2 separate regions of the Homo sapiens genome follow, and region 2 is linked to region 1. A link is a loop called in an ENCODE intact Hi-C map of the cell type or tissue named here. Cell type or tissue: chondrocyte. All regions are shown on one strand. Each heading gives the region's core, and the rest is flanking DNA. Links, peaks and the distances in the headings are about the cores only.

Region 1 (2,914 bases), core at 157-2,656:
GGCGACCAGGCCTGCCTTGCCAAGTGGGGGCTTGGGATTTGTTTTGTTTTGTTTTAAACAAAAGAACACAATGACTGGCAAGGCCAGCCTGTGCCCTAAACACGAACTCCTGCCCAGTGGCCTTGAACCATTCTTCAAGAAGCAGGTGTCCTGGAGGGGAGGGAACCCAAGGGCAGCTGGGGTGAGGCTGCCCCAGGCCCGGGAGCTCCTTTTATGGAAGGTCATCCAGGGAACCCTCAGAGGGCTTTGGCTTGTGTTGCCACCACCCTAGGCAGTCTGTGGATGAAACAGAGTGACTGGCTAAATGCTGTGGGGTCCAGGCTACCTGAGACATGATTTGTGCTTGTGTGGATGTGTTATTTGATGATAAAGAATATAGTTGGTCTTCTTCCCGGTTCTTGGCACAGAGCTTCAAAACCCTTGTAATTTCCTGAGAGATGAAAATCTTTGTTATGCTAAAGAGGTGGCTCAGGGTGGACCCCTAGATCACTTTAGGCAGGTGCTGGTCACCAGAAAGACCACCCACAGGATTAGAGGTTGGTACTTTTGGCCAATAGACTTCCAGGAAGGAGAGAGGGGGCTGGAGATTGAGTTTAGTCATGTGGCCAGTGTTCACTCAAGCAAGCCTAGGCAATGAAACCCCAGTAAATACTCTGCACACTGAGGCTCTGCAGAACTCCCTGGTTGGTGAACACATTGAGATGCCAGAGGCTGGCGATCCCTGATTCCATGGGAAGAGAACATGGAAGCTCTGTGCTCCCTCCCAGACCTTGCCCTCTGTCACTGTTCGTGTGCCTGTTCCCGAGCTGTATCTTTGTAATAAAGCTGTGATTTTATAAGCACAGTATCGTGCTTTCAGTGAGCTTTGAGTCATTCCAGCAAATTATCAAAACTGGGGAAGCAGTGGGGATGCTCAAATTTGTAGCTGGCTGGTCAGAAGTGCAGGTGGTCTGGGTGCCCAACTTGCAGCTGGTACTGAAACAGAGGCAGTTTTGTGGAGGACTGAGCCCGAAAACTAAAGTCTGCTGCCAACCCTAGGGGGGTTAGTGTCAGAACTGAATTGCGGTTACTCCTGTTGGTATTCCTCCAGGTGGGATGGAAATGGAGCACATGTACACAGCAGCATACTCGCATTTGAATTTCAGAGATGAGGTGTGTGTGCTCCAATGTGCCCATGCCCCAAAAGAGGGGCTTGTCTGTGAGCTAAGTCCAAGCCCCTCCTGCTTTCTGACCTGTGTCTAACAACCCTGATTCAGTGCAGCCACTCCCGGCTGTACCTCTGCTTTCCCAGCAGAGGGTGCTCCAACCCCACAAGTACCCCATCTCCATAGCCTTTCCCAGCTCCCTAAGGCTCAGTTGAGATGCACAGAAGAAAATAGGACCCCACACTGGCTCAGGGAAATCAAATTCTTATTAGGTGCCCTCAGAAAAGCAGCAATGCAGCCAGCTTCAGTGACACAGATTGCACCAGGGGAGCCTGGGCCATAGCCTTCAGCCTCCCTGCGACGTCCAGGTTCTGTGGGAGCTGAGCTTATACAATTTAGGGGCCCTCTTTAAAAAAAAAATACAGCCAGGTGCGGTGACTCACGCCTGTAATCCCAGCACTTTGGAAGGCAGAGGCGGGTGGATCACCTGAGGTCAGGAGTTCTAGACCAGGCTGGCCAACATGGTGAAACCGTGTCTCTACTAAAAATACAAAAATTAGCCAGGCATGGTGGCAGGCACCTGTAATCCCAGCTATTCAGGGTTGGGGGGCAGGAGGCACCGAGGCAGGAGAATCACTTGAACCCGGGAGGCAGAGGTTGCAGTGAGCTGAGATGGCACCATTGCACTCCAGCCTGGGGGACAAGAATGAGACTTTGTCTCAAAAAAAAAGAAAAAAATACAAATTCACAAATACAATGTTAGGGATAGAAAGTGGATGTTTAGAATGAGGGGGAAGAATCACAACAAATGACACATTTTCTTAAAGCTGACAAGACCATAAGCATCAAATCCCCCCAGGGCCTTGGAAGGGGCCTCACTGCAGTGCAGGTCCCTGCAGCTTGAGTTTTTTTAGCTTCTCAGCAACTCTGGCCCACCTGCCACATCTAGTAGCTGCAGGAAGGGAAGTCCAGGCAAGCAACCAGACACCTTCTGAATACAACTACAACCTTGCGAGTAGCTTGTCTATTTCTCCACGCCTCTCTCTTCTTCCCTGTCCTTGGAGCAGCCAGCTGTGGTCACATAATAAACGTGGGTGAGATGCTATCCCTTCCTTCCCTCTCTGTCAAACCCAGGAGGCTGCCACCCACCCCCTCTGATTTTGAGGAGTGTGAGGCAGTTCTTTGGGCTTCTCTCTCCTTGAGTCCTTGCCCCACAGTGGGTCTTCAGTCTACTAAGTGTTATTTCAAGACTGTAGGCCGGGCGTGGTGCCTCATGCTTAGTAATCCCAGCACTTTGGGAGGCCAACGCGGGCGGATCACGTCAGGAGATCGAGACCACCATGAAACCTCGTCTCTACTAAAAATACAAAAAATTAGCCGGGCATGGTGGCGGGCGCCTGTAGTCCCAACTACTCGGAGAGGCTGAGGCAGGAGAATGGCGTGAACCTGGGAGGCAGAGCTTGCAGGGAGCCGAGATCGTGCCACTGCACTCCAGCCTGGGCGACACAGCAAGACTCTGTCTCAAAAAAAAAAAAAAGAAAAAGAAAAAAAAGACTGTAAAACCCACAGCCCCAAAATGCCTTTCCCAAGTGCACTGTGATGCAAGAAATAACCCCTTCTAGAAATTAGTAGGGAAAAAACAGAAGGCAAATTATCTGGGGTAAAGGGGGAGAATGCACATTTATTTATACCAAAGTGTAAATGACTTCACTGACATTCAGTAAATACTTATTAAGGGCTCTCTGTGTGTCCTGTGCTGTGTGGGTGTT
Region 2 (2,914 bases), core at 314-2,813, 220 kb after region 1:
ATAGCAGGAAAGGCTGAGATATTACCCATTTCCACTTTAACATGGAGGCTGTCAAGCAAAGTGGCAAGGACTCTGGAATTCAAATCCTGGCTCTACCACTTACCACGGGTGACCTTGGCAAGTGACGTGGGCCTCCATATCTGAGCCTCCTGCTCTGTAAAAAGAAAATAATGATACTACACCCATCTCATAGACAGTGGGAGGATTAAATGAATAAATGTAGGCAAATCACTTAGGACAGCATCTGGCAAATAATAAGCACTACGTGTTGTTATGGAAGAATTTGTCTTGGGTTCTAGAGTATCTTGGTGTCAAGCAATTCCTTAAAGGAATTTCAAGTATCAGCAAGAAGACAGAGGGCTATGTGGGAAGGGTTTACACTGTCTCTAAAATCAAAACCTTCACCTGTATATGAACAGCCTGACCATAACCTGAATATTACCCTTTTAGTGTACCTGCTCTGCCAAATACTTCCCTAAAATATGAGCCAAGAACCAGTCTGGCTGGTGAGGGCCTTGTTACCTGACTGCTAAGGGAAAAAAGGTCATACATCCCACTATCACTGGCCTCTGCCTCTGCCATCTGGCACCTGTAGATCCCCCTGCCCACACAGGCTGGAGCCCCTCTCTTCTCTCACTGACCCATGAGACACACTTACCACTCCATCAAATCCTATTTAAAGACTTATGAAGTGATCAGCACCAATAATGCTAGATGCTAGATTCAAACTACAGGATAACTATTTTACAGACGGCCAAACTGAGGTTCAGGAAAATGAAATCAATGGTTCCCAAACACCAGTCCAAGAACTGTTGCCAGTCCTTGTGGTGATGTTTTCACCAGTCTTCAGCCAAACTGGAAAAATAAGACTAAAAGCTTTAAGTTTTTCATACACCCGAAATTATTCTATTTTTAAATTGTGAGGTTATGTCCTATCTTCCCTTCTGTGTATACGGAAAAGATATCAAAATGACCCTTCTTTTGTAAAATGATATTGATAGGAGCTGGAATTTGAAACTAGATCACTGACTTTCACCGTCTCCTATTACACTATTTTAATTACTTCTAAATTTTTTTTTTTTTTTTTTTTGAGACGGAGTCTCGCTCTGTCACCCAGGCTGGAGTGCAGTGGCACAATTTCAGCTCACTGCAGCCTCCGCCTCCTGGATTCAAGCAATTCTCCTGCCTCAGCCCCCTGAGTGGCTGGGATTAAAGGCGCATGCCACCATGCCCAGCTAATTTTTGTATTTTCAGTAGAGACGGGGTTTCACCACGTTGGCCAGGCTGGTCTTGAACTCCTGACCTAGTGATCTGCCCGCCTTGGCCTCCCAAAGTGCTGGGATTACAGGTGTGAGCCACTGCGCCTGGCCCACTTTTAAATATTTTTAAATGACTTTAATTTTAAATTCAACAATTATTAAACAATCGTTTATAAATATTTTAAATTGTATAACATAATACACTTAAAATATCTTCAAATAAAACTCGGCCCATGGCTGACTCTTCATGGTATCCTAGGCAGGGTTAAAAACTCAAATCCTCACACGGATAGGCAGGTTACAATTTCAAGAAGTAGATGGGAAAAAAAAAGAAACATTCGCAAGTCCCTAAATGTAGGATTTAAGGGCGCATGTCTCCCCCTGCTGGTTGTGGTGGTAGGAAACCGAACCTAGACCACAATGGTACTGGGGAGAACTTGAATTGGAAAGGACCCTACAGCAAGAAGAATAGGTGCTTCAGAACCCACTATCCATCACAGGGTCCTTACCCCATCCATCATAGGGTCCTTACTCCAACCAAGAGTAAAGAGAGTAAAGTGAGTGAAGGTTAAAGAATTCGTGGCACCAGTAAACTATCAATAGATGCTGATTTACAAATCTTGGTAAATTAATAGGAAAGGAAGAAAAACGTTTACGGTGGTTTAGCTACATAAAAATATTCACTATCAATCTTCATGAATTGCTTATTCTGTATATCTAATTATATAGAATCATAGCATAAAATAATCATAAAAATTATGCCTATCATTAGTCTTGATTCATTTGGTTCCATTACAATACTTGTCTGAAGCTTAAGTTATTGGTACAGCATGGCTGTCTGCTCAAGATGTAGGTAAAGTCAAGGAAGTTTGGTTTATTTGCCCCTTCGGAGGACTAAGAGGGCCTCATGCTTTCGCATATTTCACTGATTCTTTTTTGCTTGGTATGCATTATCCCCTCACCTGCTTCCATTATTGCAAACCCAACTTTCAAGCTGTCTTTAAAGCTTTACCTGCTGGTCTCTTTCTACTCCAACAACCGAAAAAGAAAGTTTTTTTTTTCTCCCTTAATGTTATTGTTTTGTTCAGAATCTTTTGGTAGTTATCCCATTCTCTTTCATATTGCTTATTACATCATGTCTTATTTCCCATATCAGATTGTAAGTTATTTGAAGGCAGACTTTTATTCTTTTTTTTTTTGAATTTTATTTTTGTTTTGTTTTTTATTTAAGTTCAGGGATACGTGTGCAGATTCGTTACATAGGTAAACTTGTGTCATGGCGGTTTGTTGTACAGATGATTTCGTTACCCAGGTATTAAGCCTAGTATCCATGCTGCTGTTTTTTAAATTTTTTATTTCCATAGGTTTTTGGGGAACAGGTGGCATTTTGGTTATATGAGTAAGTTCTTAAGCGGTGATTTGTGAGATTTTGGTGAACCCATCACCTGAGCAGTATACACTGCACCCAATTTGTAGTCTTTTATCCCTCACCCCCTTCCCACCCTTTCCCCTTGAGTCCCCAAAGTCCACTGTATCATCCTTATGCCTTTACATCCTCATAGCTTAACTCCCACTTATGAGTGAGAACATACGATGTTTGGGTTTCTATTCCTTAGTTACTTCACTTAGAATATAAGTCTCCAATCTCATCCAGG

Evidence for each region. Peaks named below come from ENCODE experiments on the same cell type or tissue, not always from the same donor. Only the 100,000 strongest peaks of a DNase experiment are listed, where the experiment ranks them.
Region 2: a loop joins it to region 1, with 7 times the contacts of the local background. A loop is called at or near these places in 42 of 110 quality-filtered maps.

The regions. Positions count from the first base shown.
Region 1 is chr14:76,874,900-76,877,813 of GRCh38, forward strand. No RefSeq gene overlaps it. Among named protein-coding and RNA genes, the nearest start is that of LRRC74A, 50 kb to the left of the region's middle. In chondrocyte, for the core only: CTCF peaks have their summits at 1,298 (motif pointing right) and 1,521; no DNase peak of the experiment used is centred there.
Region 2 is chr14:77,093,227-77,096,140 of GRCh38, forward strand. No RefSeq gene overlaps it. Among named protein-coding and RNA genes, the nearest start is that of CIPC, 3.6 kb to the right of the region's middle. In chondrocyte, for the core only: CTCF peaks have their summits at 1,650 (motif pointing left) and 1,852; no DNase peak of the experiment used is centred there.